Linked DNA regions of Homo sapiens: all the other regions are linked to region 1. A link is a loop called in an ENCODE intact Hi-C map of the cell type or tissue named here. Cell type or tissue: PC-9. All regions are shown on one strand. Links, peaks and the distances in the headings refer to the core of each region. The heading gives the core; the rest is flanking DNA. Region 1 has its middle 160 kb from the start of PTGER4. Region 2 has its middle 160 kb from the start of LINC00604. Region 3 has its middle 150 kb from the start of LINC00604. Region 4 has its middle 92 kb from the start of PTGER4. Region 5 has its middle 200 kb from the start of LINC00604.

Region 1 (6,153 bases), core at 444-5,443:
AAATAATCATTCAGGATCAGGTCCAGAAGGCACGAGTAAATTATAATGAAGAGGCAGCCCAGACTACCAGGTCACATATCTTTGTCATGCTGTCACCAATCTCTCGGCTTGTATGTAAGGTCTCATGGGGAGTGGAGGGGTAGTTCTTCCTACCAACTGATGGAGGAGGAAACACAGTCTTGGTGCGCAGATGAGTCAGAGCAATGTCTGTGCTGTCAAAAAATGGACTTCTGTTGTATTATATTCCCATTCAGGAGTGGTCCTAAAGGGCAGTCATGAAAGGAAATCATTCCAATAGGCATATCTGCAAGTCATTTATTTGATTATTTACCTAGTGTGGACAGAGAAGTGGTCCAAGATATGGATATGAATTCCTGAGCTATGTTGAATGACTTGGGTGGTTATTAGAGGTCTGAAAGGAATTAGATTGAAGACCAAAACATGACTGGTGATGAGGTATGTGGGTGACCAGTGGAAGATGGTCCAAGGCATGCAGAATTTTTTTATGCTAATACCCATCTGAGACCATCCTGGAAGCAATCAAATTCTAGGTGCACAGAATGATTTGTTCAGTGAATGTCAATAAGTCTCACTCCTTGGCCAGTCCAGTGCTAACCAGCTAAACCCATGAACATAGTATGCATGCTGGCAAAGATGATTAAGCACAGAACCAACTTTTACAAACTCTGATCTAGCTACTCTCACTGCTGAGTGCCCAATCTGCCAGCAGCAGAAATCAATGTTGAATATTCAATAAGGAACAATCCAATATAGAACAATGCCTCAGGAGAACAGCTAGCCATTTAGTGGCAAGTTGATTACATTGGACTCTTTCACCCTGAAGAGTACCACAATGTGTCCTTTCCAGAATTTACATCTACTCTCATAAGAAATTGTCTTCCTTGTCCCAAGTGCTTCTTGCAGCACTGCCATCTAAGGGCTTACAGAATGCCTGAACTATCACATAGTATTTCCCACAACATTGTCTTAGATCAAGGAGCCCATTTTATTGCAAAGAAGCTGTGACAATGAGCACATAACCATTGGCCTAATCATGTAACCAATTGCTCAGAAGTAGCTGACCCAACAGAACAGTGGAAGTCTTGTCAAAGGCTCAGCTACAGCACCAGCTTGGGGAAGACATGGTCATAGCAAGGACTGGGTTGCTGTAATCCATGACGTGGTATATATGTTAAGCCAACAGCTAAAAACTCATGCTGTGTCCCCAGTAGCCATAATGCATGCATCTCAGGATCAAAGAGTAAAAATCATCCCTGATGTTCCATTTCCAGAATTGGTGCCTCTACACTGGGGGCTTTTCTGCCTTCCACACTGGGGTTTCTCTGTTGATGATAAAGCAAGGGGCACCAAAGGAACCCATTTGTTGTCTATGTATGCACTCAGAAGTGCAGGAGTCATTCCTTGTGGGGCAAACCTTGGACCAATGGGAGATGAGACTAATGGGCAAACATTTCCCCTAAAATGCATTTCATGCTGTTTCTCAGAAGGCTCCCTGGGACCAAACAACCTGTCTTTCCCATAGTGGTTCCAACTTTATAACACTGCCTTGTATTGGCTCTCTCTCTTTCTCTGCTTTGCTTCCCCTTTCCCTTATTCCTGCCCCCTGCAAAAAAAAGAAAAAGAAAAAGAAATTCCAGTAAAGTACTGCCCATAAGTGCTCTCACATTTTGCATTCTGGGGGAAATCTGAACAAGCCAGGTCCTGTGCTAGTGGTTTTCACAAAAAAAAAGAAAACTTGCTCCAAAACGTAATTAGCATCTCTTTTACCAGAACCAAGGCCTCTAACAATTTTTCTTCTTTTTAAAATATATATGTGTATATATATATATATATATACACACACATATATATATAAAGGTATAACTTACAATAAAGTGTGTGTATCTTAAGTGTACAGCTTAATGAATTTTTATATTTGTATATCCTTCTTGACAGCAAATTTTAAAGATGAATTATATCCCCACAAAACAACTTAAACTCAAATCTGTAACAGGTGTTTTATTGCATGTCGATTTACTCTCCTCTTTCTATAAATAAAATACGACTGCTCTAGCTCAGGCCTTCATTCTCTCTCACTGTAACAACTTTCTAACAAGCTCCCTTTAGTGTTTTGACTTCCTTAAATCAGTCCTTCACTGTCACCAGAGAAAGCTATCTAAATGAAAACTCTGACTTTGTCACTCTTCTGCTTACAATTCTTCAGTGGCTGCTGATTACCTAAAGGAACTAGGGTTCCTTATCCTGGTACTCAAGGCCCTCCTCCTTTTATATTGTCCCTCAACCCTGCCTATCTACCTAGATAATTTTACTCATCTTTTACACCTTAGATTATAGCTCTTTTACTCCAGGAAGCCTCCTTAGCCTCCGTTTTCCAAGCCATGCCCCATAGTACCCTGTGCCTATCTCCCTGGTTGTACCAAACACTTGATATTTTAAATATCAGTTCGCCTGTCTGTTTGCTTCTAAAGACAAGCATCATAATCATTTGCATTCCAATAACCCCAGTGCAAAGCTTATTACCTGAGTCATAATATGCAATTAATAATTTTTTTAGTAAATAGATTAAAGGAGAAAAGAATATTTAAGACACTGTACTCAACAAATGTGTACCAAAAAATTTAAAACCAAGAGATGGCCAGGCATGGTGGCTCATGCCTGTAATCCCAGCACTTTGGGAGGCTGAGGTGGGTGGAGAGCTTGAGCCTAGGGGTTCAAGACCAACCTTGGCAAGATGGTGAAACCGCACCTCTACCAAAAATACAAAAGTTGGCCAGTCTCATAACAGGGTCTCAAAATAAATAAATAGATAAAAATTAAAAATAATAAATAAAAATAAAAAGAAGAGCTTTTGATAAAACCAAATCCCACATATTTGAATTTCTACCTTAGAGTAGACAGATCACCCCTGTAATCATATATCTGACTTCCTACCTGCATGGAACTCAAACATCTGCTATCAAGAGATTAAACTGCTCTGACGTAGGCATCACCCTGCCCTGAGGCCTGGTGCTCTAAGGTGTCCTGGTTACCCACAGCGCTCTGAGTCAGTGTTGAGCCATTCTCACTGATGGCTCATAGTACCATGGGTCTCAAGCTATTGAGTTACAGTTTTCCATATCCCCGGTATTCAGTCTTAGTTGTTGCCTAGTTTTTCATCTCCCTGCTTTACATTCTAGTTCCCCCAATGTCTAAGTCTTTTGCCCTTTATCCCCATCTTCTGGAGACTAAATGGCTGCCTTCCAACAGGTTGATTGCCTGATCTCTGAAACTTTATGAGTCACTTACCCTAGATCTGAGACTTGATTTGAACCAAAGGTACACGTTTGTGATCTGTCCTTCCTGCCTCTTGGCCTGGCACCCAGTTTTAGATCTCCCTTCAGGCTCATTTCATGCAGATATGCTTGGACTTACGATTCTGATCATCCTTTGACCTGTCTCATCATCCTTCTCATATCCTAAGTTAGCACTTCCCCCAATTATTCAACTTTTGTGTAAATCCGTATTTTGTTATATTGAGTCTTCTTAACGTGAGTTATACTCATGATACAAAGCAGAGCCAAGTGTAGGAGTGAGTTTGGAGGTGATAACTCTTTCTGAGTGGACCCAAACAATTCAGTACTTTGTATAAGATGATTTAGAGTCTGGTACAAAGCACCTCTTAGGGGCCTATTCAGTGTGAACAAGTTCTCTAACATTAAGAACCTGACAGTTTGGTTGAGGAAGAACAACAGGCTCCTATGAAGTCATCCAGAAGTGTATGTTTACATGGCAGCTACTTAGTTTATCAGCCTTTCTCTGGCTACCTGCCTTAAATTATTTCCTTAGCAAAATCGACTTTGCTTATCCAAATGCCCTAAAATGCAAACCAGTTTTGCTTCCCCATAAATCTCTGGAATTAATAGGAAAAAGAATTTGAAACTTTGTCCCAAAATAAGACATTGATAACATTTCCTTTATGTTCAGGATCAATTTGTTGGCATTTCCCTAACTCATCTGCATCCTTCCCTAAAGGAATAAATGACTTCCCAGTTTAACGAGATCTCTTTATTGTGCACAGAAGAACACATGGCACTTCATCATGTATGACTGCCCTCTGCCTTTATGAATATCATGAAATTTGGCTATCTGCTCCAAGATCTCCTTCTTTGCTTCTCCTCTTTTTAATTCCATGAAACCTAACCCTGGAGATAATATGTATGTACAACCTATTTTCTCATGATCAGTATTTTTAAATCACAACAGGAAAGGAGCCAACAAAGTCATCTTTGGTCTTTGGCTATCTTCTTATAGGAACACTTTTTCCTTCATTTCCTTGTTATTATTTGGTTGTAAAGTCCTCCAAGACACTGAATTGTTAGACCTGCAACTTTTTGTAGAAGAGAATTCTGTTTTGCTGAGTAAAGTGCAGCATGCTGCATTCTCTATGTTGGAGATGAGGTATTGATTTTTTTTAATAATATTTGGTTCAGGGGTATATATTGCTGCTGAATTATTATGTTTCTTAGAATTGAACATTTCACAAATGGATCCAAGATGGCCTTTTATGGATTGAAATAGTTCTAAACCGTACATTATCAATAGCAACAAAATAAATCACCAGGATGTGAATAAAATATTGATTATATATTCCTTTCCTCCATTAATTTGAACTTTACATCTAGTATTTCAATTTTTCTGTAATGAGATACCATTATATCTACATTGATTATAGCCTAGAAATGTTTTCAGTTAAAATTTCGAAGTAAAAAGTTTTTTGTTTCAGGAAAAGTGGGCTGAAAACAAAATATAAGGTAACATTTCAAAATAATTTGTATGATGTCAATGGCTTAACAGTGGTTATTTCATGAACTCAGAAAAATCTTATTGGAAAAGTATTCATCTTATGAACACATATAGCTGAGAAAATAGAGTTTAGGCTGACTTGCAGCATTAGGTCTTGATACAATTTAAATAAAGAACTTGAAAACATTCATAACACTTATGTCAGCCTACAGAGAAAGGTACTTACTTAACTCATGTTCTCCCACTTAGGCCATGTGAACAGACTCTTTTACATAATGTGATTGTAGTCAAAGGTCCTCAAACATCATTATTATCATCCTCATGGTTATCATCACCCTTACCGCCATTGTGTACCCAACTGCAAGGTAGCATAGGGACATCAAATCTTAGCATTTTCAAGGGGTTAATTTTAAAGAAAGAGAGTGTAAATGTCAAACACAGTTTTAAAACTAGAAGGAAGGAACTGTCAGTGGATCAAAGCTGAGGTTAGTTCCCAGAGTCCAGTTAGATATATTAAGAGTTAAATGAGAGACGCACTGACACTAGGTCATGGTCCTGTTTCTTGACTTTTGAACCACTGCTTTTTCATGGCTTTTATCAACAATAACAGGATACAAAGTGCTAAAAGTGTGGGAAGATATTTACATTTAAGGAGAACAAAAAAACATGACACTGATGGTTTAAAAAAAGTCACATGGAAGAAAAATGAGAGAGAAAGTCATAACAAAGGGCTGGACTTGAAGTTAAATCCCTATTAGGTCCTGTAAAATGCTGAACACATTAGGTTAAATATTTACTCTTCAAACCAAGCTTTTGTGGTGTAGATACCATTTATTCTATTTTACAGATAGGAGGTGTTGGGCTCGGAAAGTTTAAGCAACATGCCCAAGATCACCCAGCTGGGAGTAGTGAGGCAGAATTAAACACCAAGCTCAACTGATGCAAAGATTGTTCTACTACAGATGATTCTCAAACCTAGCTCATGTTACTATCACCTAGGGATCTCTGAAGAAGTACCTCTGCCTGGGCACCACTCAGGATCAATTGAACTAGAATCTGTAAGGGAGTCAAACATCCGTACTTTTAGAAAGCCCTTTATACAATTATGATGTGTAGCCAAGGTTGAAAACACTGAACTAACAGAAGGCTACCGAAATGGTGTGAATTAGGGAGCAGTGAAAAGGCCACCTGTCCAGGACACAAAGTAACCAATATTTCCATAGACTCTATTGACAGAGTTCCTGTAACAGCCAAAACAAATATTTTTGGCAGAAGCATATCAACAGATGATTCTTTTCAGCATGTTTACAGCTAATTCATAGCCCAGAAAGGAGGTTGAAAAACAATGAT
Region 2 (6,153 bases), core at 577-5,576, 120 kb before region 1:
TTCCACACAATGTATGAGTCGCCTTATTTCTTTACACCCTCACAGTGTGGATATCATCAACTGGCTTCACTTGAATTCCCCTGAAAGCAGGTCCTGAGACAAAAATGTGAAGGCAATACAGATGGTCACTGACTTCCAATGATTCCACTTATACTTTTTCAACTTTACAATGGTGCACAAACTATAGACATTCAGTAGAAAACAGTGTGATTCTCTCACATGATGCTGGGCCATGCAGTAAGCTGCAGCTCTCACTCAGCCACACAAAGGTAAAAATACCAGTACTGTACAGTACATTGTGTTGCCAGATGATTTTGCCCAACTATAGGCCAATGTAAGTGTTCCAAGCATGTTTAAGGTGGGCTAAGCTAAAGTATGATGTTTGGTAGGTTAGGTATATTAAATGCATTTTTGACTTAGTCATATTTTCAACTTACAATGGTTTATCAGGACATAACCCCATTGTAAATGGGGGAGCATCTGTAGTTTATTTTGAAGTTAATTCCAGGAATCACTATGAGGTTGCAAGGAGTAAGACAAGAAGTGGGGAACAAATAGACAGAACATTGACTAGCCAGTTACCTCTATTCGTAGTGTGGTCAACTATCACAGTTTGCATGGAATCAATGGGGTGTCCCAGGACACAGAATTTCCAATGCTAAAATTGGGACAGTTCTAGAAAAGCAGAGATAAGTTGGTTACCCTACTGTATGGGCAATTGGGCTCAATTATTCTGGAGACCCATGGAAAGGCCATATGGAACACAACTTAGGATTGTTCCAACAAAAGGCAAAGATGTGAAGTATTTATTCACCAGCCCTTAGTAGTTTGGAGGTACTCCAAGGCATTCTGGCTCAGTTACTTCCCATCTGACCTGTGCAGGGACAAAGCATGCTCCTGTGTCCAAAGATAGCCCACTGGAGGAAAGGTGCAGGAATTTGTTGTCATGTCTGAGAAATGTCTGCAGACAAACTCTGGGATCGGCCAAAAGGATGTGGGGGTGGGAGTGCCAATACCATCTATGCATGATTATTTGTCCCTAGTCTGATCAGCAAAATGATGCTATCTCAATATTGTTCTCATTTACATTCTCTAATGAGTGGGAATTTTGGACATAACTTCATATTTGCATCCCTTTTTGAGACTCAAGTTTTCAAGCATTTAAATACAGTTTTAGGGTAGGTTATTTTCTTGGCCTGGGACAACCAACTTCCATAATAGAAAAAAAATTTCAATCAGTTTACCTAAAATATGTGTGTATTGGAATGGAATGGGATGGGATAGGGGAGCAGGGTAAACTCTTCCAGGTGAATTAAAGGTGAGAATTAATGATTTAATTATAGTATTTTCAAGGCCACAATCCTTGTTAGACTTTCCTTTACCTTATTTTTAAAAAACTGTACATATGTATGGGGTAAGTATATACATATGTGTCATTATACATATTTATCATGTACATATTATCATATATTGTATACATATACATATCATTATATATTGTACAGTTTTATGTACAGTTTTTTAAAAAGGTACGTATGTATGGGGTACAATGTATAGTGATCAAGTCAGGGTAGTTAGTATATCCATCACCTCAAATACTTATCATTTCTTTGTGTTGGGAATATTTCAAGTCTTCTCCTCCAGGTATTTTGAAATATACAATAAATTATTGTTAACTATAGTCACCCTACAGTGCTGAAGCGGAATTGAGCTCCTTAAGTTTTGTACATCATGTTTTTTTAGGTTCCCACTGAGCTGATTTTTGGCCATGATTCACACATATCTCTCCTCCAAGGCTCCTCTCACAAAGCATTTCCTCCCAGTCACGTTTTCAAATAGCTTCTCATTCCCTGTATGCCTGTGTGTGCATGGCCTCATCTCACTTTCGCTGTGACCATTGCTGCTCATTTCTATTTCCTTCAAGCCTCATTTACTGCTGCCTAATTTGCCTTCTAGCTCAGAGGAAAGCAGAGATGTTTAATGGAGCTCTCAGAATCATCATTACTGAAACTTGACACAGTCAAATCCCTTGTGTCCCTTAATACGCATAATATTGCTTAGCCTAAAAGCCACAGTCTGGGAGACTCACTGTATCATAATGAGAACATTCAGAAGATAACTAAATCATAAATTTAAACTTCAGATTCTATCACTTCATTGATTAAGCTCTCAGACATTTCCCCAACTACCTAAGACCTGTCATTATTAATCTTACCTGTTTTATTAATTCCATTTCACTGTGTTTCTTAACACATATGTTACAGCCTCCCACCAAGTCTATCCTCCAATCATGATTACAAACTGGCAGTACCTTAGAATGATGATCTTTTGATAGTTTTATTACCGAGCAGAAAGCAATCTGTATAGTTTCTGTCTCACAAATTAATTGCTTAGACTTTTCCTGCTAAGCTTCCACCTCAGAACTTGTCCCCATTTCAAAGAGTAAACCAACCCTCATTTTACAAAGATAGCAACTAAAATTCCAAGACATTAAATGACTTGCCTGAGGCTACACAACTCATGGCCACAGACAGAACTCTTCCTCCTAGGCTACTTGTGTTATGTCAGGGTGATTCATCTTCTCTATGCTTCTCTGAAAAAAACAGAATCTGTCAAGCAGTCATCTCCCCATCCCCCCACCTGCCTCAGACCCTGTGCTTCAGTTCTGTTCTCTACCACGACTCTACCCTACCCTTCAATCACTTCACTTCAGAGAAGCTAAGACCCCTTCAGAGCATTAGCATGTCCACAGGCATGGCATGAACTCCAGTCTTCTCCAGATACTTGGGCACTCACAGTGTCCTATCTGGATAGTCATTCACCTCTTTGTGAATAATGCATCTGCCTGAACAACTTAAATTCAAGGCCCCTGAGTGCATATATATTTATAGAATTCCTTGCACTCACCATTGTGCCTAAATGCCTATCGCAATTCATATGGTAGATATTTCACAAGTATTTAATGAGGATGATAATTATAACAATGTCATGGGAAGAATCAATTTTTAAAATTGTGTTGTGGAAAAAATATACACACATATATAATATACATATATAATACACATATACATATAGCTGTATATATATACATATATGTATATGTACATATACATATATAATACACATATACATATAGCTGTAGTTTTCTATTCTTAAGAATAAAATTAATCATATTGGGCTTGAAAGAATGGTAAGAGATAATGGCTTACCAACATAGTGCTGCCTGTACAGAGACCAGACCGGATTTCACAAGGGTGTGTATTTGTAAGAAGGTAAGGAACTTGTTTCTTTTTTTGTCTTGCTTTTGTTTTTGTGTTGCTGTTTATTAGAGCAACTGAATTACAAACCTGAAGAGATGAATTTAGGTTTAGAAAGCTGACAATTTTAGTAGACCCCTGATGTAAAATGCCTTTTTCAGTATACTTCCCCAGAGACGGCAAAGATCCTGGACCTAAAGTCAAATTCTGCAACATTAGGCAACTGATGAATCCCAAAGGTGATTGCCTGGTTGATGGGTGATGGTCAAAGGAGTATCAGACACAGGAGACCACTTCTGTGGGTCAATGAACAATAAGGCCAGGAAAAGGCAACTCACATGTGTAATCTTGCCACAGTTTTGGTAAGTAAGATGTTAGGAGTTTGAAATTCAGCCTACATCTCTGCCTTAAGGTATATGTGGAGATCTTTAAAGTGAGTGGTGAAGAAAGGGTTAAGAAATAGGATTTAATGGGGAATAGATTAAAAAAAATGAGAAGGAGTCTTAGCTAAACAAAAGAAGAAAGCGGGTTTTATTTTTGTTTTTGTTTTTGTTTTTTAATTTTCTGGGTGTTTAAAGGTAAGCAATGGTTTTTCATTTCTACCAGACTAAGACAGATTGCAATTGCCTTAGAGCAGTTGGGAATTTTGTAGGCAAAGGAGAAACCATATTAGGAAAAAAGAATATATCGCTAAGCTGACAAGATACTGTAAATACCCAAAACTAGGACTTATACAAGCCGAGGGGGTTAAGCTGCCCCTTGATAGACTGGTACAATGAGAAAAAACAAAGTTCGCATGTCTGATTATGCACGAATTTCCTGAGTGAAAATCTTAGCTTGGATTTGTAACCCAAGTCTTTTAATGCATTGAGGAAAGATTAACAGTAAGAGCCTAATATGGTTTGGATCTGTGTCCTCACCCACATCTCATGTCGAATTCTCCAGTGCTGGAAGAGGGGCCTGGTGGGATGTGATTGGATCATGGGAACAGACTTCCCCTTGCTGTTCTCATGACAGTGAGTTCGTTCTTACAAGATCTGCTTCTTGTTGTTGTTGTTGTTGTTGTTGTTGTTGTTGTTGTTTTTGAGATGGAGTCTCGCATTTTCCCCTGGGCTGGAGTGCAATGGTGTGATCTTGGCTCACTGCAACCTCTGCCTCCTGGGTTCAGGTGATTCTCCTGCCTCAGTCTCCTGAGTAGCTGGGATTACAGGTGCCTGCCGCCATGCCCGGCTAATTTTTTGTATTTTTAGTAAAGACTGGGTTTCTCTATGTTGGCCAGGCTGGTCTTGAACTCCTGACCTCGTGATCCACCCACCTCCGCCTCCCAAAGTGCTGGGATTACAGGCATGAGCCACCGTGCCCAGCCACAACATCTGCTTGTTTAATAGTGTGTCGCACCTCCCACTTCGCTCTCTTCCTGCTACTTTGGCCATATAAGACATGCCTCCTTCCTCTTCACCTTCCACCATGACCATAATTTTACTGAGGCCTCCCCAGCCATGCTTCAATTAAACCTCTTTTCTTTATAAATGACCCAGTCTCAGGTAGTTATTTATATTGCAATCTTTGCCATTATTTTCAATTACTTTTGCACCAACCTAAATAGCAGTGTGAGAATAGACTAATACACAGCCCAGTGTTTCAAAGGACCCTGAATAAGTGGCCTCTGAAGATAACTGCTTTTAACAATACATTGAGGGTAACTCATTCAGCATTTCTGAAGCCATCAGAGTGTCTTTCAATCAGAGGCAAGGCATTTAGGCCTTTCAGGCTTAAAATTACCAGTTTGAAATTAGCCAACAAAAATTAATAAATGCAATGAACTATGCCCAACTACAGAATATAAACAGAAAGATACTGGCACAAGACATTAAACCACTCATACTCATTCTATCTTTTCAGATGCAAAGAGCTAGAAAGAATCAGAGGACTAGGAAATGCCACAGAAACCTCCATTGATCACATGGTTCTGTCATATGAAAGAGAAAGCAAAATAGAAAACTTCACATTTATGAAGATTAGGAAACACATGTATACATACATATAGTTCATGAGGCAGTGTAAAATGAGGAAATCTATTTTTTCTACTTGGATAGAACTGGTAGAGTTTGGCACAATTCCACTTTAAAAAATAAAGTATTCAGTATTCCTTGTGTAAGGTGTTGCCAGAAGAAGAAATTTGCTGAGAAAAAAATTCATCCTTTCTTTGCAAGGAAGATCTTAGGACAGTGGCATCAACATGAGGCACTGCATTGACAATGCTTTTGCATTCTGCTTTGATTTCTTTTTGGAAGTTGGTAGAGGTAAATCACAATTTATTTTTAATAATATGAAACTGTGAAAGTTAAGTATGGATAATGACAAGGAAAAGTATTTAATTCTGTCTTTATACCTGGACTTGAAAAAGAACAGTAACCATTCTAGCCATTTAATGGAATTTCTAAACCATATTATCCTTCCCCAGAAATGGACATCAAGTTCTATGGATCAAAAAGCTGTAGCTGACCTTAGACTCCAAAAAGAACCCAGTAGGCTGGACTTAAGCATGCTGGAGGATGTTCACATTCTTAAGTCAGGGTTATCGTAAGTTATTTCCTGCATTTCATCATAACTGGTCACATGTGGCCACTTGTCAGATCTGGGACAAGCATTTCCAAAAGCAAATAAAAGTGTGTATTTTTTTCATCTTTCTAAACAGCTCTGAGTTCAGATCCTGTCAAGGTTACCTTCCTATGATTCGTGAAGATGTCATCCTAAAATATAAAAGGAAAGTACATTGGTAAAAAGTCAACCTTTGAATTTTGTGCTTGGAGTCTTTAGGAGTCACTGATTAGACTACAAACACCCTTGTCAGCTCTATTCTTTTAGGTCTCATCAGGACTTTCTTGGCCACCAG
Region 3 (6,153 bases), core at 711-5,710, 130 kb before region 1:
TACCTGAGAGTCACAACTGGCTGGATGAATCCTCTTTTACCTCCTTCAGAGAAACAGACCTATGACTCTAACTAGACAAAATTTCAGACTGAATCTCTTAGAGAATGCAATCAAGTCTATTGATTCAATTATAAAGTGCTACTTTGGTTACAGGGTGACAAACTTCCAGATATTATTATCCCTAAAGGTTATATAGGCTGAAAATCTCAGTCGATTTAAGATAAATCTGGGCTGAAAGATCATAAATGGGGAAATGTAGGACATTCCAGATACAGCCTTTACTTGAAGGTTGACAGAAGGAGGATAAACAGATGCCTGCAGGATGATCCATGGTGACACTGTCACAGGTAAACTGAAGAGACTGTGTCCAAGTCAATCAGTATGTGTGGAGGATTTGTTGCTATTTGTTCTTCTCATTTTTCCAATGTGATCGAAGTTCCTTAGGTTTAGCCCAATAAACATCTCCCTCACTACTAGTGACCACAGCAAAAAAAAAAAAAAAATGTGTGTAACAAAATATGCACTATAGAGGATCAAACTGTTTTACAAAATCTTCAAAAACCTAAATGTTTTCTTAGCAAATGATGGCATGTCCTTCAAACACTAGAACACTATATTGTTTATTTTGCTTTCAGGCTGATTATAAGGTAAATTCAACTCAGAGAGACTTGATCTTCTTCCTAATTTACCTGCTTCAACAAGAAACCATGAGTGTTCATTATCAACCATATTTTGAAAATTGAATAATAAATAATGGTAACTACTTTATTAATAAAACAAATATGTTTTTAATTAAGTGACTGTGGCTGCCAGGCTCCAGAAAGTTAAAATGCCATCAATAGATAGGCAGTGAAATTCTGAAAGCAGTTAAATTGCAGAGTACTTGAGAACTGGTAATTTTAGATGAAAGACAGCTAAGACACAAATTTAAAAGCCTATCCATTGTTCCTTTTTTAAAATGATATGAAGAGATATTGTACATCACAACTGCTATGGACTGAATATTTGTGTCCTCCCAAAATTCATATTAAAGCCTATATCCCCAATGTGATGGTATTGGGAGGTTGGACTTTTGGGAACTTACTAGGTCATGATGGTGGAACCATCCCCTAATCTCATTCATCCTCCACCATGAATGAGATTAGTGCCTCTATAATAAGAGGCAAACAAGAGATCATCTCTCTCTGCCATGTTAAGATATAACAAAAAAACAGCTGTCTGCAAACTAGGAAGAGTGCACTCACCAGATACCAGATCTACCAGTGCTCTGATCTTAGACTTCCCAGCCTTCAAATTGCATAGTATTTTGTTTAGTCTATGGTATTTTGTTGTAGCAGCCTGAGCTGATTAAGACAATTTTCTTCATAGATCATTTTCTTGGGAATGGTGGTAAGATGCTCATAAATGCTTAAAACTACACATAACAATCACACAGCTAGAAGAGATCCCAGAAAATCTTTCAAAGAAAATTCAGAACCAAAGTTCTGGCTCTCACTTTATCTCCAGCCTTAAATGAGCTGGAGAGTCAGTTATGTAACTAAATGTCTCATGCCTCAGATTCCTCATGCATTCATTGGGAAGAATGCCTGTGCAATGTGTCTTTAGGGTTACCATAGAGATGAATGAGGTAATGTATAGAAGAAGCACAATCCCAAATAATATTTCCCTTACCATAACTTTTCTGCTAAATAACATCTAAAATTTTAGCCCTTGTTTAATTTAGCCTCATATTTCTCGTCTCTTGCCCTTTGTAACTACTGTGCCAAACTTTCCACTTTATGATATACAGTAAGTCCACTTAATGCTGTCGATAGGTTCTTGGAAACTGTGACTTAAAGTGAAATGACATACAACAGGTCTTTGAATAATATCATTTCTTTCAACATCCTTGATAAGAATAAAACATTGGTTTCATTCTATGTTGTTTTGTTTCAAGTCACAGTTTCCAAGAACCTATCAACAACATTAAGTGAGGACTTACTGTATAGGGTTTCCTTTATTTTCATTTTCTATTTTGCCAACATAACCACCAGCCTTTGCTTTAGTACAGTACCTACTCTTGAAGCTACCCCATCAGTGTTCACTGATTAAATATGAGGAGAAGGGAGAGGTAGGCTGCTGCTCAGGGACTTTTCACACTAAGACAAGAAACCAGAGCAAAGGTGATTCCCCCTTGCGTGGCTAAACTATGGTTGCTGAAGCAAAAGGCATTGGAGCAGAAATATTTCCCTTCTAATCACTAGTAATGCCTCAGGCAATAATGGATGCTTCATAAGCAAAGGAATTCCCACTAAACCATCAGGAAGTCTAGTGTAATAGCCTATTTCCAACCTGCCAGATTCATTGAGTGAATTGGAGCAAATCTCATCTATACTTCTCACTTTCTGATATAATTTTATAGAGACTAAATAGTAATGTTCACCATAATGTTGGATGAGCCTCACTTGTGAAGCATTCACTCAGTATATACCTGGCATAATCTCCTCAGATTGGTACTTTTTCAGATTTAAGAGGGAAATAGCTTGAAATTGAGAACTAATAGCAAATTACATGCCCTTAAGATGATACACCCTTCAATGACAAAACACTGTAGCACACCTCCAGGTCTGAAGTTAACAAAGAGGGCTGTCACTTCATTCAGCTGAATCCCTCCTGCCCTCCCCCTGCATACACCCCAGGCAACCTTTGCCCTACTACAATCTAGCTCATTAATTTGGTCAATGCAATTGTTTCTCATTTAAATCTTCCTGTAAAACATAGAATAGTCACTTCACTATTACATTGTCCCCAATTTTTTCAAAAGCTTGCCGTGAAGGGAAGGAAGCTAAGTAAGAAAAAGGTCAATGAAGCCAGTTGCAAAGAAGATTATGAAATGTTGCTCATTTCTGCTTTTTTTTTTCTTTTGAACCTCTGAATTACTTCATCTTTCCATCTGTCTACAAAGTTGTGGGTGCACATTAAGATATACAGACAGAATTCACAAACCCTTTGGTAAATTCACTCTTAGCACTAAATATCAACGGAGGAGAAAAAAAAAACGTACTATGTTTCCCAAAAGAAGTATGGGGAGACTATTTTCTATGATTAAAAGCATAAGAAAAAAAATAAAACTGATCCAAGAGCCCAGAGACTATTTTTATATGTGAAAAATATATACTTTAGTCAGGATTTGTAACTTCAGTAACTCCCTTTGGAAACCAAATTTCCACCCTCTCACAGTGTTTGGTTATTTAGGACTGAGTCAATTTGAGCATGATGAGTTTGGAATGCCAGCTGGCTGCAGAAGTGTGAAGAAACCTGTGTGGTCACCAACACTTTAAACATCACTCACAGTTCTGAAGTAGGGCTATCCCAGGAGCACTTCCTGGATGCTGGTGATCCACAAACACCAGACTATTTCCACTCCTCAAAAGGAAAAAGAATGGGGCCCTACCTTGCCAGGAAGAGGAATCTGGCAAGCAGGCTGAGAACAAGCACCACACAAGGCAATTTTTGCCAAGTGAGTCACCCATACCCCCTGGGTACAGGTGAAGCTCAAGGAAAGGACCATTCAAACTTCCAGCCTGCAGGAGCTGCAAAATCAGCTCCTGAACTCCAGTATTCAACTCATCTAGAAACACATTTTTATTCAAATCTTTAAAGCCAAAGAAGGTATCTAACCATTGTCCCAGCCTTCTCTTCTTTTATAGTATCACTAATTCCATAGTTATGTAAGTGCCTTTTATGTGAATGCACTGTACTAGACCCTTGATAGAGAATGGTTAGCAGAAAAATTAAAAAAGCAACCAAGATTCTACATTCTTGATTCTCATGGGAAAAATAGAGAAGAACTGAGAAAAGTCCTAAGAAGAAAACACTAAGATAGACACTAACAGGGAAAGTTTTACTCAAGGTGGTCTTATGTTCTAATTTTAATGTGATCACTTGGGGATCCTGTTTTAAAAAAAAAAAAGAAACATAGATTCCAGTACTAAATGCAGATTTGATATGTCTTGGGGAGAGTCTGGGACTATGCATTTTTTACAGGCTCCCAGCTGCTGCTGCTGTTGCTGCTCCACAAACCACATTTTTTAATAACAAGCCTCTAGGGTTTCTCTACATCTGTGGTTGTAGTTCTCTAAGTGTGGTCACCAGACCAGCAGCTACAGTGTTACTGGGAAACTTCTTAGAAATGCAAATTCTCAAGCCTCACCCCAGACCTACCGAATCAAAAGCTGGAGAGGGGGACAGGGCGGCAAGGATGCCAACACTCTATATTTTAACAAACTCTCAAGGTGATTATGACGCCTGCTAAACCCCATTCATCCAATACTAGTCATGAGCCACATGTGGCAATTGAGCACTCAAAATGTGGCTAGTTTGAATTGAAATATGCTGTTAGGATAAATTATATGCTAGATTTCAAGGACTTGAAAAAAGAATATAAAAATCCCTTATTAATATTTTTTATATTAAGTGCATGTGGAAATACTATCTTGGATATAGGAATTAAATTATATTATTAAGATTAGTTTCACCTGTTTCATTTTGCTTATTTTAATGTGGCTACTAAAAATTTTTTAATTACATATGCTTGTAATGGTTAGCATTATGTTTCTACTGGGCAATGTTGCACTAACCTTTGAGAATTATTGCTATAGAGCAATGGTTTTCAAGTGAGGCAATTTTGCCCCCTAGCAGACATTTGGCAATATTCGAAGACATTTTTGATTTTTACAGATGGGGTCAGGGGTTCTGTAAGTAAAGGCCAAGATGCTGCTAAACATCCTATAATGCACAGGACTGCTTGCTACAACAAAAGACTCTCCAGTCCAAAGTGTCAATAGTGTGGAAGTTAAGAAATCTGTTCTATTACACTGATTCTGCTCATTAGAAACACTTTAGGAGAGTTAAAAATACTGATGTTCTTGGTTTATCCCCAGATTAATTAAATTGGAATCTCTGGTACAGAAGCCGTGGCATCGGTTGTTCATTTTGTTTTGTTTTAAGTTCCCTGTGGATTATAAGGTGCTGCCAGGGTCAAGAACCTCTTTTTCTAGTGGAATGGACAGAGGCCCCTCATTCATTCGTCTCTGTACTGCCAACACTCATCACCTCCAGACCTGGGAACTGGCATTTCCAACAAGTGTCCAGTGATGCTGAAGCTGCTGCTCTGGTTTCCTCTGGAGAATTTTACGTCCCGTTCCACATAATGCTACACACTTCAACTCTCCAGATGGCCCAGGGAGCCTCATCAGACCTGGGCAGTTGTTCCCCACTCAGAAGACAGTCCCACCACCAACGATTCCCCTTCCAGACTCAATCAAAATGACTTCCCATTCAGCTGAGGTAGAAGCAGCTCTTTTATCAAGGGCATGGGGGCATGGTTAAAGGAGACATAAACTAAGTCCTTTCTGTTTGCACTCCAAGCAGGAAACAAATTTTTCTGTTACTGGGTCATCTTAGGGAAACCTGTTTCATTCAACTATTTAATTTTTACCAATATATAACTTAAATCACTTTAAAATAAATTTGTACAGATTACAAAATGACATAGATTAAAACAACTTCTCAGCCAGGTGCGGTGGTTCACACCTGTAATCCCAGCACTTTGGGAGGCTGAGGCAGGCAGATCACGAGATCAGGAGTTCGAGACCAGCCTGGCCAACATGATGAAACCCCGTCTCTACTAAAAATACAAAAATTAGCTGGGCATGGTGGTGGGCGCCTGTAAGCCCAGCTACTCAGGAGGCTGAGGCAGGAGAATCATTTGAACCTGTGAGGCAGAGTTTGCAGTGAGATGGCGCCATTGCACTCCAGCCTGGGCAACAGGGCTAGACTCCATCTCAAAAAAAAAAAAAAAAAAAAAAAGTTCTCCCTAAAACTAATCCCCTAAGAAAGTAGGAACTAGAGAAATTTGAACTTTAAATATTTTATGGTCCTTCCTCCTTCATAATTAACTTTTGAAAAAATATATATATACATAAATCTAAAATCGTTGGCCCTACATGATCTCTCTCTCACACACATGCGTGTGCGCACACACGCACACACACACTCTATTATCTTCATGAACACATCACCTACTTTGCTCCAGTCCAGCTGACAGCCTTAGGCCCTTCGCACTAAGTGTCTTTCCCCAACATCATCTGAATGCATAACTTCCCCACTCTT
Region 4 (6,153 bases), core at 389-5,388, 69 kb after region 1:
ATAAATGAAACTTTTTAAAGACCAGGCCTCCTGCTTCCCAACCCAAACCTACTAAATCAGTATCTCTAGCCACTGGAGTTTGGAATTTTGTGTACTTTAAAGCTCTTCAATTGATGTTGATACACAGATATGTTTGGAAACCTGCATTCAGTGATCTGCAAAGTTATTTTCAACCTTTAGATTCTATAATTCTATTAACAAAATTCACAATAACTTTTTTAAAAGAGTAGTTCACTTTTGAACACTTACCAGGGCTTAGAGGAGAATCTTTAGCCTGTCAAACACTATGCTAGACCTCATTTAATTCTCACAACAACCCTATAAAGAAAATGTTAATATATATTCCCATTTAATAGAAAACAAAACTGAGGCCCAGATAGATTAAGAAACTTGCCCAAGATTACAGAGTCAGTAAAAGGCAGAGTGGGGATTCAAACTGAGGACTATTTGATCCACATTCTTTCCTTCACACCATTAGACCTTGAGAGTTTTGAATAGAGACACAACTTGAAATTACTAATATTAGGGGTGAGGGGTTGAGGGGGTTTTGCCTGGTGGGTTTTTTTAGTAATATATTTAGCACATGGGAGGGATATTTTGTACATATTTTGAACATAAAACTAGATGATATTCCAGGAACTTGTAAGTGACTTACATCAAGCCAGCGACTAACATAGCCAACGCATTTGCTCTATGAATCCAAAATATTGGTCTAAGGGTTCTATGGTACCTAAACAAAACATGTGGTGAACTATCCAAAATGAGAGAAAAGAACTCAACTACATCTTTGTTCATCATAATGGACTCCAAACCAGAAAGGACATTTCTACATTTTCACATTGGAACCATTACCCATTTTCTGAGCCACCGAAAGGAACAACTAGCTTCTTAGAGCTGTATTTCTGCCACTTCAAGGAACATGAAAATATAGTTTTGTGGTTATTAAGAGTACACATCTTTGAGGCAAACCTAGATTCTGGGTCCGCCACTAAATATGTAATTTTGGGGAAATTACCTAACCTCTCTGGGTTAGTTTCCCATCTGTAAAATGCACTGATGATATTTTAATATCTGCCTTCCGGAGTTACCACGAGAATTAGATAAGATGTTGTATGTGAAGCAATTAACACCCCCTTGATACTTAGTAAGCACTCAATAAGCATTCTTATTAATGGAGAAGTCAAGTCCAACACAATCTCTGCAATCCCTTGGCTGTCCAGCTAGGGTAGAAACCAATTATTGTTGTGTCCACAGTCCCGACTAAAGGAAAAAGGTATGTGTGTTGGAGTGGAAGGAGGGTGAGGTTAACCTATCCTCAGGCCTATGAGAATTTGCTCTTAACCCTTAACTATAAGGATCTTAAAACACCTCCAGGTGTTTTAAGAATGTAAGGGTCATTGGTATAAATGAAAGCAAAGAATGTAAGGGTCATTGGGATAAATGAAAGCAAAGTTACATACTGAAAAGTCAAAAACTGACACAGAAATGGAGCTATATTAGAAGAAGGCTATAGCCTTACTTCTGCCTCCATTTCTAACTATATTATTTGCAGATGAATTAGAACAGGCGAGGTGGGGCTGGCACAAAACATGTTCCCATGACACAAGACAATAACCAGCTCACACATCTTTGGTGGCCCCTGGTACTGAGCACCAGAGGCCCTCATTGAGGACAGGCACTCCTTTTTCACCTAAAAGTATTTCCTCTCTACTGGGAATCAAAAATTGCCTTCTACAAACTAAATTGCCAGCAACATTCATCAAGAAAATAGCACTAACTTAGCATAAGAGGCCTTGGATTTAGAAGACGACACAACAACGTCTAGAGACCCAACATGATTGTCAAAGACTGGGGAGCTTGCTGAGTGGGTGAGCAAACACATTCTGAGTAGCCTCTGTATTGGGAGGTGAGAATTCCTATATAAAAGTGCTAATAATCTGCATTAATTGATTTGTTGAAAAAATAAAAAATAAAAATAAAGTCACTTATTAACAGCCAGTAAATACAGAATTCCTTCCTTGGGTAATGGATGGCATAATGGGACATTGCAAACTTGAGAAATGGAACCATTTCTGATTTATGAAGGCATATACAGCTAAGCTAACTTGTAGGGTTACTTTGATGGGATAGAAGAAAATAACCCATTTAAACTCCTCTCACAAATCACTTTTTAAAAATGCTTCCTTTTTAGACCATTAAAACTTAAAGTAAACTAAAACTATATTGTTTAAGAATACATAAATAGGTGTAAAACTACAGTGGAAAACAAGAACATGAACATCTTACTGTCCTTGTTAGGATACTTACCTAGAGGGGGAAGGAAAAGGGATAAATTAGGTGGAGTCATTCAGGAAGGTGTAAGCAATGTCCTGTTTCTCAGCTTTAATGTTGATCTATACTGGTGCTTGTTTTTTATATACTAGGGTTTGTTTTTTATACAGGTGTTTGTTTTATAAATCATTAAACTAAATTTGTTTTGTGCAAAAAAATAAGACATTTATTAGAGAAGTATATATTAAACTAACGGTAGTTATGTCTACTGGAAAGAAGTAGAACTGTGAGAATCTGTCACAGTGACTGTTGTTTTCCTAAAAAATACTTCAGCATCATTATTGTAATAGTATGTAAGTGCTGATTCACTTAAGCTTTGATTCTAGAGATACTCAGCAACATTCTTTCAAGAATGCAGTACCGAGGTATGAGCTAGTATTATACTAGAAAGGGCCTCTCTTCAGAGTGGCTGCTGTTAAGCCCTTCTGCTGTCTGTATCTTGATTGACAATAGACATTTTGCTGATGCATAAGATGTCAAATTAGTCCAATTAATTATGTGATACTAATGACTATTTATTTGCTTGATGCATGCTAGAAATTCTCTCCTATTTGTGCAATTACAGGTATTCAAGGAATGTGGATTGTCTAGAGTTGTTAAAGATCTGTTCACTCTTGTGTGTACAAGGGAACTGAGTAACATGTCTCCTTAGGAATGGAAACTAATCTCTGATACATTCTATATCCAACCATTGTTTCAATCAAATGAGACTGACTAGATGACATAGAAATAAGCCAACCTGTACTCTGACACCTGAAAGAGCAGATGACTGAGATTTCATGGAGCCTGCAGATCAAATTTGTGAATAGTTTTATACCTGCTAGCTAGTGAATATTTGTTGAATATGTATTTGACTATATAACAGACTTCAGTCTGAGACATGTATTCATTTTAATCTGGTAGCAAGGTTGTGGAGAAGAAGCTAACCATTGCTACTTCAAAAATCTTTTGTGGCTATTGTTATCAAGACAAAAAAGAAAGAACCTAAAAGTTTTGCATGACTAACATGATGAAAGTTGGTTCACAACAGAGTCTTTTGCTTTTTGCTGATCTTTTTCTAAAATTATTGACATTTGTAAATTGAATGAGTCTTATTTTACAAAAAGAAAAACTATTAAAATACCTAATAGAAAAAGAAGCAAAAGACCTAAGGAGACATTTCACACACAAAAAAATACATATAGTCAATAAACATGTAAGGAGCTGTTCAACATTATTATTAATCAGAGAATTAATCAATGTGATATCATTTTAAACTCGTTCATTTGGCAAAAAAATAATACTGAGTCTGACAATAATTGGCATTTTCAAGAATATGGAGCCACAGAATCTTCTATGTCTTGCTGGAAGTAGATTAAATTGGCTCAATCACTTTGGAAAATAATTTTTCTCATCTCAAGGAGTTAAACATTCACATGCCCTCTTTCACTCCCAGGGGTATACCCAATAGAAATCCTTGTGCCAGTACTCTAAGAAACATGCTCAAGAATGTCTGTAGCAGCACTGTACACAAAAGCAAAACCTAGAAATAACCCAAATGCCCATCAACAAGATGGAAAAAAATGACATATTCATACAACAAAGTCCTATTCGAAAATCTCATAAATTAACAATAGCAATACACAACAATATAGATGAATCTTAGCAGTATGTTATTAAGTTAAACATAATTCTCAAAAGATTACACACACAGTAGGATATCTTATTTAGGAATAGATACAGATGCGATAAATTATATTAAAAGAAAAGCAAGAGAAAGCAAGGGAAGAGGGTGATGCTTCCCAGGGAAGAGAAAGCTAGGAATGGGGTGGTACAGAAGAAGGAAACCATATAACTTGATGTAAGTTATTATCAAGAATTTAGCTCCTGTCTTTGGCCAGGTGTGGTGGCTCACACCTGTAATCCTAACACTTTTGGAGGCTGAGACAGGCAGATCACTTGAGGTCAGGAGTTTGAAACCAGCCTGGCCAACATGGTGAAACCCCCATCTCTGCTAAAAAGAAAACACAAAAAATTAGCCAGGCGTGGTGGTGCACACCTGTAGTTCCAGCTACTCAGAAGGCTGAGGCAGAGAACCGCTTAAACCTGGAAGGCAGAAGTTGCAGTGAGCCAAGATCACACCACTGCACTCCAGCCTGGGTGACAGAATGAGACTCTGTCTAAAAAAAAAAAAAAAAAAAAAAAAAGAATTTAGCTTTTATTTTTGATGATGAGTTTATGAATGATTATATTAATCATGATGGATGAGTAGATAAAAGCAGGCCATACATAAAACAATGGTGAGGTTGTATTATGAGACATCCATTAAGTTTTCTCCATTCTGTGCACTTGAAGACAAAATCAAAACAAATCAAGGAGAAAAACAAAATAAACTTTAAATCATATATATTTATATACATATAGTAGGCAACCCAATTGTGTTTATTCTAGATGAAAACTATTGCTGTTATCTTGCTTCTCGCATTAAAACATCTGTATCAAATTGTTTTTTAATACTATCTTAAGGATTTTTTTTTACATTTTATGCTCTAGCCAAAGCCAAGTATAGTTGGATAGTTCTTTGACTTTCCACAGTTTTTTTAAGTGAAAAGAATATTATATATCATTTTTATGTTGCAAATGACACAGTAATTACCAAACTAAATAAAATATTTCAAGATCTTTTTGTTACAATTATGAATTTCTTGCTGGAACCCAATTAATTTGAATGGGAAAAAAATCAGCTGTAAAAATCACCAAGAAGGAATAAAAGACATTGTATATACCCATTCAGAAGTGTAAGCAACAAAATTCCTGCTTTGAATAAAAGCATTACTACACAAAAGTAAATAAAGTATTTTGGAATTTGCTGAGATAATTGTTACATGAAAACATTAAGAACAAGTTTTTCTTTTTTTTTTTCCTTTCCAATTTTTATTTTAGATTCAAGGGGTACATGTGCAGGTTTGTTACATGGGTAAATTGCATGTCATGGGGGCTGTGTACAGATAATTTCATCACCCAGGTAATCAGCATAATACCCAATAGACAGGTTTTTAATCCTCACCCTCCTTCAAACCTCCACCCTCAGATAAGCCCCATTGTTTATTGTTCCCCCTCTTTGTGTCCATGTGCACTCAATATTTAGCTCCCACTTATAAGAGAACATGCAGTATTTGGTTTTTCTGTTCCTGTATTAATTCACTCAGGATAATTGCCTCCAGCTCCATCCATATTGCTACAAAGGACATGCTCTCATTTTTTATAGCTGCATAGTATTCCAGGGTGTATATGTGCCATATCTTCTTTACAGTCCCCTGTTGATGGGCATCCAGGTTGATTCTATATCTTTGCCATTGTGAAGAGTGCTGCAATAAACATACCTGTGCATGTTTCCTTATGGTAGAATGATTTATATTCCTTTGAGTATATACTCAGTAATGGGATTACTGGGTTGAATGGTAGTTCTATTTTAAGATCTTTGAGAAGTCTCCAGACTGCTTTCCACAGTGGCTGAACTAATTTACATTCCCTCCAGCAGTGTATATGCCTTCCCTTTTCTCTACAATCTCACCAGCATCTGTTATTTAATTGTGTTTGTTTGTTTGTTTGTTTTGAGATCGAGTTTCGCTCTTGTTGCCTCCTGGGTTCAAGTGATTCTCCTGCCTCAGCCTCCCAAGTAGCTGGGATTACAGGTGCCCACCACCATGCTTGGCTAATTTTTGTACTTTTAGTAGAGACAGGGTTTTACCATGTTAGCCAGGCTGGTCTCGAACCCCTGACCTCAGGTGATCCACCCACCTCAGCCTCCCGAAGTGCTAGGATTACAGGCATGAGCCACCG
Region 5 (6,153 bases), core at 708-5,707, 80 kb before region 1:
AGGGAAAATCGTTTAGGATAGAGATTTAACTGGCATTCCTCTTTGGCCCTTTACTCTTTATCCATTTTCAAATGCCCCAATAATGTACAGGAGTCTGAGGGTTCCACAGCTAGCTGTGATCATGAGGTGGCAAACGAGAGGTCCAATTTTACATTTTGAAGACAGGAACAGAAAGAATCAGCCTGAGTCCCTAATGGCATCCCTGAATTACCTACCCCCAGATTGTGTGTGTGTGTGTGTGTGTGTGTGTGTGTGTGTGTGTCTGTGTTTATAACACAAATAAATTCCTATTTATGTAAGCCACTGCTAGTTGAGTTTTATGTAATTCCTAAGGTAAACCTAATTCTAAATAAAAGAGAGTGAAGATAGAAGCACACCCATATAATTGTCATCATTATATAATATTTAAAATAAAACATAATTATCTTTGTCTGAAATGACTTAGTTTTCTTTGGAAAGAGATCACATAAGAAAACACGAATTTTAAAAAATCCTACCATGATTTATAAAGAAACATGCAGCTGCAAGAGTGAGGCATTTTTTTTTTTATTACACTTTAAGTTCTAGGGTACATGTGCACAACATGCAGGTTTGTTACATATGTATACATGTGCCATTTTGGTGTGCTGCACCCATTAACTTGTCATTTACATTAGGTATATCTCCTAATGCTATCCCTCTCCCCTCCCCCCACCCCACAACAGGCCCCGGTGTGTGATGTTCCCCTTCCTGTGTTCAAGTGTTCTCATTATTCAATTCCCACCTATGAGTGAGAACATGCGGTGTTTGGTTTTTTTTTTCCTTGCGATAGTTTGCTGAGAGTGAGGCATTTTTGAAGCACCCTAACTTTTGAAACCTGTGAATACTTTTATATTGTCTGGCACCACTTCTTATTTCAATGACAACTAATTTGCTTTTGTTCATTCCAATTAGGTCCACATCCATAACATCCAGTAGGTCATTCTCTGGAGATAAGAGTTTGTGATACCAGCAGAACCTTTGTCCTCCGTGACTGGTCAGTGGGGTAGTGGCTCTGAGTGGAGGGCAAGCTTACGTGGAGGACAATGTGAATTTGGGTTCAACATTGAGATAGACAGGACAGGACTCCCCTATAAATATGTAGGCATCAAATTGCAAATTGTACTGTTGTTCCCCCAAAAATCAGCAGACCAGTTAAAATGAAAAACTGACTTTTTTTGAAAAATTACATAAGAAATTATTCCTTAGGACATCCCCAGAGCTTTATCCAGTTCTTAGATATAACCCAAAGGAAAACTTTCATTCTTTATTCCTTTTCCCTAATAAGAAAGAGTAATTTGGGGGATAAAAACCATGTTTTGTTTTCCACCCTTACCTGCTACCCCACAACAGGCATGGGCACGCGCACACACACACACACACACACACACACACACACGCAGGCTCCTTTCCCAACTGGAAATTTAAGCACTTTGAAGGCAATGGATTTTTTTCTGAGATTATAATAGAAGCAATACAAAAACCGAAAATTAAACCTCAGACTCACTGTTTGAAAAAGTACTAGCCATTTCCTGCCATGAATAACTTCTCGCTGGTTTGTTCCCCACTCAGCCCCATAACATCTCTTCCGCCTCTCTGGTTCCTTTCCTCTGGTTCCTAGCTGCAGCCTGTCACACGTCAATCCTGTTAATGTCTTACGCATAACATTTTAGTTCTCAACCATCTACCTCAAGCTTAATTCCACACTGAGGTTTCTATATCCAAAAGTTTAAAGGCCTTCTCCTTTCCACTTTTTTGAGCTCAAAGAACAGGCAGGTATTTGGAAATGACAGATTATGGAGTTAGATTCCCTACCCACTAGTCCCTTTAAGAAGAAGCTCCTGTACATCACGAGTTCTCTTTTCCTCTTTCTGCCTCATACACCTAATGAAGGAGACCTACTCAATTCATCAAACCTTTATTAACCACTGTCGACATAGCAGATGCTGCTCAGTATCAGAGAAACTGAAGGAAAAACATGCAGTCCCTTACCTTGAGAAGTTCAGAGTCAACATCTGTGGAGACACAGATGTTGACACACAACGGTAAAACCTTGTGGTCATCACCACAAGAAAATCATGTATAAACGATTATGAGGACAAAGCTAAATATTTTTCAAATATAATCTTCAAAATCTTAAATATACCTACAGCACAGGTATGGACACCTTGGTCAGGTGACAACACACCTGCACAAATACCTTTTGACATGCCAGTGAATCTATGTAAATTCTTCTTTCACCCAATTGTGCTAGGCTTCAGCCTTGTAGAAATTATCATAAGCTTATTGTTAGTATTTCTTTAAATTAAATGTTTACATTTGAAATTACTGGTAAAAGTAGGCAGTAACATTTTCACTTCTGCAGTGGGATTTCCTTCATGTTTCACTAAACAGGTAATATCAGTGGCTTCCCCTTATACTCTTTCTTGAGTCAAACCAGTGATGTAACCCTACGGTAGCTCATACACAGATAGCACAATGCTGCAGGCTAGAACCCACCCATTTCACTGCACCCACCTAGCTTTTATCAGTCAAATTATCAGCTTGACAAACACCGATTCAGCAATTTTCAGTATTTCCTGGTGTGAAAGGGCCATCACACTCAGTATTTCTCAAGATGAAAATCATCAAGTGGTTAGAGTGCAACTGTGAGTCACAGAGATGCTAATGCTAGCCCTGGCCCTGACTCACTCTTTGACCGCTGTCCTGTACTCTCCACCCGTAGGTTCCCCAACATATCAGTTACATTTTCCTATTTACTTGTCATAAGGAAGGAGCTATACTTAGAGATTATTTGAAAATTGGCTATTGTTGTGGAAACCTAAATAGCTGTTCATAATAAATAGTTTTCCGAGGCTTAAATTTATCTATTGGAGAAAGGACCCAAGTTTAGAAATTAAGAAAACAAAATCCAAGTCTACAAAAAGCAGGTCCAGGTCATCACCTCTATCTCCTGCCTTTGAGACACATGCATACTGAAGCCCAGACAGCTAACAAATCTTCCCCAAAAGGCCCAGCTCTGCAGTGCCTAAATCAGCACCATCCAATAAAAATATAATGTGGGCCACAAGTGCAAACCGTGTGTGTGTGTGTGTGTGTATATATATATATATATATATATACACACACATACTATATATAGTGTTTTTTTTGAGACAGAGTCTTGCTAATGTGGGCCACAAGTGCAAATCGTGTGTGTGTGTGTGTGTGTGTGTGTGTGTGTATATTTTGAGACGGAGTCTCGCTTTGTTGCCCAGACTGGAGTGCAGTGGCTCAATCTTGGCTGACTGCAACCTCTGCCTCCCGGGTTCAAGTGATTCTCCTGCCTCAGCCTCCCAGGTAGCTGGGAATGCAGACACATGCCACCGAGAGGTGACAGTGTGCTGGCAGTCCTCACAGCCCTCGCTGGCTCTCGGCGCCTCCTCTGCCTGGGCTCCCACTTTGGCGGCACTTGAGGAGCCCTTCAGCCCGCCGCTGCACTGTGGGAGCCCCTTTCTGGGCTGGCCAAGGCTGGAGCCCACTCCCTCAGCTTGCAGGGAGGTGTGGAGGGAGAGGCACGAGCGGGAACCAGGGCTGCCTGCGGCGCTTGCAGGCCAGCTGGAGTTCCGGGTGGGCGTCGGCTTGGCGGGCCCCGCACTCGGAGCAGCCAGCCAGCCCTGCTGGCCCAGGGCAATGAGGGACTTAGCACCCGGGCCAGTGGCTGCGGAGGGTGTACTGAGTCCCCCAGCAGTGCCAGCCCACCGACGCTGCACTCGATTTCTCACCGAGCCTTAGCCGCCTTCCCGCGGGGCAGGGCTCGGGACCTGCAGCCCGCCATGCCTGAGCCTCCCACCCACTCCATGGGCTCCTGTGCGGCCCAAGCCTCCCCAACGAGCACCACCCCCTGCTCCACGGCACCCAGTCCCATCGACTACCCAAGGGCTGAGGAATGCGAGCGCATGGCGCGGGACTGGCAGGCAGCTCCACCTGCAGCCCCGGTGCGGGATCCACTAGGTGAAGCCAGCAGGGCTCCTGAGTCTGGTGGGGACGTGGAGAGTCTTTATGTCTAGCTCTGGGATTGTAAATACACCAATCAGCACTCTGTATCTAGCTCAAGGTTTGTAAACACACCAATCAGCACCCTGTGTTTAGCTCAAGGTTTGTGAATGCACCAATGGACACTCTGTATCTAGCTGCTCTGGTGGGGCCCTCTGGTGGGGCCTTGGAGAACCTGTGTGTTGAAACTCTACATCTAACTAATCTGATGGGGAGGTGGAGAACCTTTGTATCTAGCTCAGGGATTGTAAACGCACCAATCAGCGCCCTGACAAAACAGGCCACTAGGCTCTACCAATCAGCAGGATGTGGGTGGGGGCCAGATAAGAGAATAAAAGCAGGCTGCCAGAGCCAGCAGTGGCAACCCACTCCGGTCCTCTTCCACACTGTGGAAGCTTTGTTCTTTCGCTCTTTGCAATAAAATCTTGCTACTGCTCACTTTTTGGGTCCACGCTGCTTTTATGAGCTGTAACACTCACTACGAAGGTCTGCAGCTTCACTCCTGAGCCCAGCAAGACCACGAGCCCACCGGGAGGAAGGAACAACTCCAGACGCGCTACCTTAAGGGTTGTAACACTCATCGCAAAGGTCTGCAGCTTCACTCCTGAGCCAGCGAGACCACAAACCCACCAGAAGGAAGAAATTCCGAACACATCTGAACATCAGAAGGGACAGACTCCAGATGCGCCACCTTAAGAGCTGTAACACTCACCGCGAGGGTCCGCAGCTTCATTCTTGAAGTCAGTGAGACCAAGAACCCACCAGTTCAGACACACCACCACGTCTGGCTAATTTTTTGTATTTTTAGTAGAGACGGGGTTTCACTGTGTTAGCCAGGATGATCTTCATCTCCTGACCTTGTGATCTGCCCATCTCAGCCTCCCAAAGTACTGGGATTACAGGCGTGAGCCACCACGCCCGGCCACCATGTGTATAATTTTTAGTTTTCTAGTAAAAAGGGTAAAAAAGAAATAAGTGACATTAACTTCAATAATATATTTTACTTAACCTAATATGTTCAAAATATTATTGCTCCAACATGTAGTCAATTTTTTAGAATTATCAGTTTGTTGCACTCTTTTTATACTAAGTCTTTATTCACACTAAATTTTCATACTAAAATACAGTGACTATTTCACACTTACAGTATATCTCAATTTAGACTAGCCACATATCAAGTGTTCCAGTAGCCACATGTGACTAGTGGCTACCGTATTGGACAACATAAGCCTAACCTAACTCCAGTGATTCAGTCTCCTAGCAGAGGTCAGCATCAACTAACAGGATAAAATGAAAAGCAGCATAACTTCTTTAAGCTTATCAGAGCCCTACTGCTACCTCTTCTTGTATTCTCTATGACCCTTTTAAAAAAAGAATATCATTCTTCTGTATAACAACATTCTCCCTCCCTATTCCATTCTGGGACTTCACTCTGATTAAATCCTTTTGAAATTCACTTTAAAAAAATCCCTTTTCTGTTTACCTGGGCTCCCTGAGTATGCCTAGGGAAATTATCAGTAGGAATTTTCTTATTGCTTGTAAATTATGTTTAATTCCTAAATTTCCCTTTTTCTGCCTTGTCTGAAAGCATTCCAAACAGAAACTAGTCAAAGAAACTAATTTTTTTGTTTTTCCATCAGTTGGTGACCTCATAGGTAGAACCGAAAAGGTCATTGTGATTATAAACCCTCTCAAGAGGTTGTTCTAACTTTGTCAACATAAGGTTCATTCTCAATAATAATGTGTCTTAAAATGATGTTTCCTTGGATCCTTAAACAGAATAATGCATGACTTCAAGTTAGGAATTTCCAGTGATGAATATTTCAAGTGAGTAGGATTACAACAAACTTAGATGTCCACAGAAAGTTAAAGGGTGAGTGGACAAGATCTGGGGAGCACACTACTTTTTTCTGACTTTCCAGGAGAAACCATATTCCTGGGACTGCCAGCTTCACTGCAGACAGGTGTGAGGACTACAATGACCCCAGTAAGCTATTCAATGTGCAACAGGGCTGTACATCACATTTCTCTTGGCATTGACTTTTTTTGTGGACAAACAACAGAATGTAACCTAAGTAGCTCCTAAGCAAAAATACGAAG

The links. A loop is a pair of places that touch in the nucleus more often than their neighbours do. Peaks named below come from ENCODE experiments on the same cell type or tissue, not always from the same donor. Only the 100,000 strongest peaks of a DNase experiment are listed, where the experiment ranks them.
Region 2: a loop joins it to region 1, with 7 times the contacts of the local background. A loop is called at or near these places in 3 of 110 quality-filtered maps.
Region 3: a loop joins it to region 1, with 12 times the contacts of the local background. A loop is called at or near these places in 4 of 110 quality-filtered maps.
Region 4: a loop joins it to region 1, with 4 times the contacts of the local background. A loop is called at or near these places in 3 of 110 quality-filtered maps.
Region 5: a loop joins it to region 1, with 7 times the contacts of the local background. A loop is called at or near these places in 2 of 110 quality-filtered maps.

The regions. Positions count from the first base shown.
Region 1 is chr5:40,515,533-40,521,685 of GRCh38, forward strand. No RefSeq gene overlaps it. Among named protein-coding and RNA genes, the nearest start is that of PTGER4, 160 kb to the right of the region's middle. In PC-9, for the core only: no CTCF peak of the experiment used is centred there; a DNase peak (open chromatin) is centred at 3,179; H3K27ac peaks cover 2,902 bases.
Region 2 is chr5:40,399,577-40,405,729 of GRCh38, forward strand. No RefSeq gene overlaps it. Among named protein-coding and RNA genes, the nearest start is that of LINC00604, 160 kb to the left of the region's middle. RefSeq lists an enhancer at 5,607-6,153. In PC-9, for the core only: no CTCF peak of the experiment used is centred there; a DNase peak (open chromatin) is centred at 2,535; H3K27ac peaks cover 1,484 bases.
Region 3 is chr5:40,382,349-40,388,501 of GRCh38, forward strand. No RefSeq gene overlaps it. Among named protein-coding and RNA genes, the nearest start is that of LINC00604, 150 kb to the left of the region's middle. In PC-9, for the core only: no CTCF peak of the experiment used is centred there; DNase peaks (open chromatin) are centred at 1,583, 2,243 and 3,383; H3K4me3 peaks cover 1,480 bases; H3K27ac peaks cover 3,769 bases.
Region 4 is chr5:40,584,764-40,590,916 of GRCh38, forward strand. No RefSeq gene overlaps it. Among named protein-coding and RNA genes, the nearest start is that of PTGER4, 92 kb to the right of the region's middle. In PC-9, for the core only: no CTCF peak of the experiment used is centred there; a DNase peak (open chromatin) is centred at 2,928; H3K27ac peaks cover 1,526 bases.
Region 5 is chr5:40,435,094-40,441,246 of GRCh38, forward strand. No RefSeq gene overlaps it. Among named protein-coding and RNA genes, the nearest start is that of LINC00604, 200 kb to the left of the region's middle. In PC-9, for the core only: no CTCF peak of the experiment used is centred there; a DNase peak (open chromatin) is centred at 2,608; H3K27ac peaks cover 1,561 bases.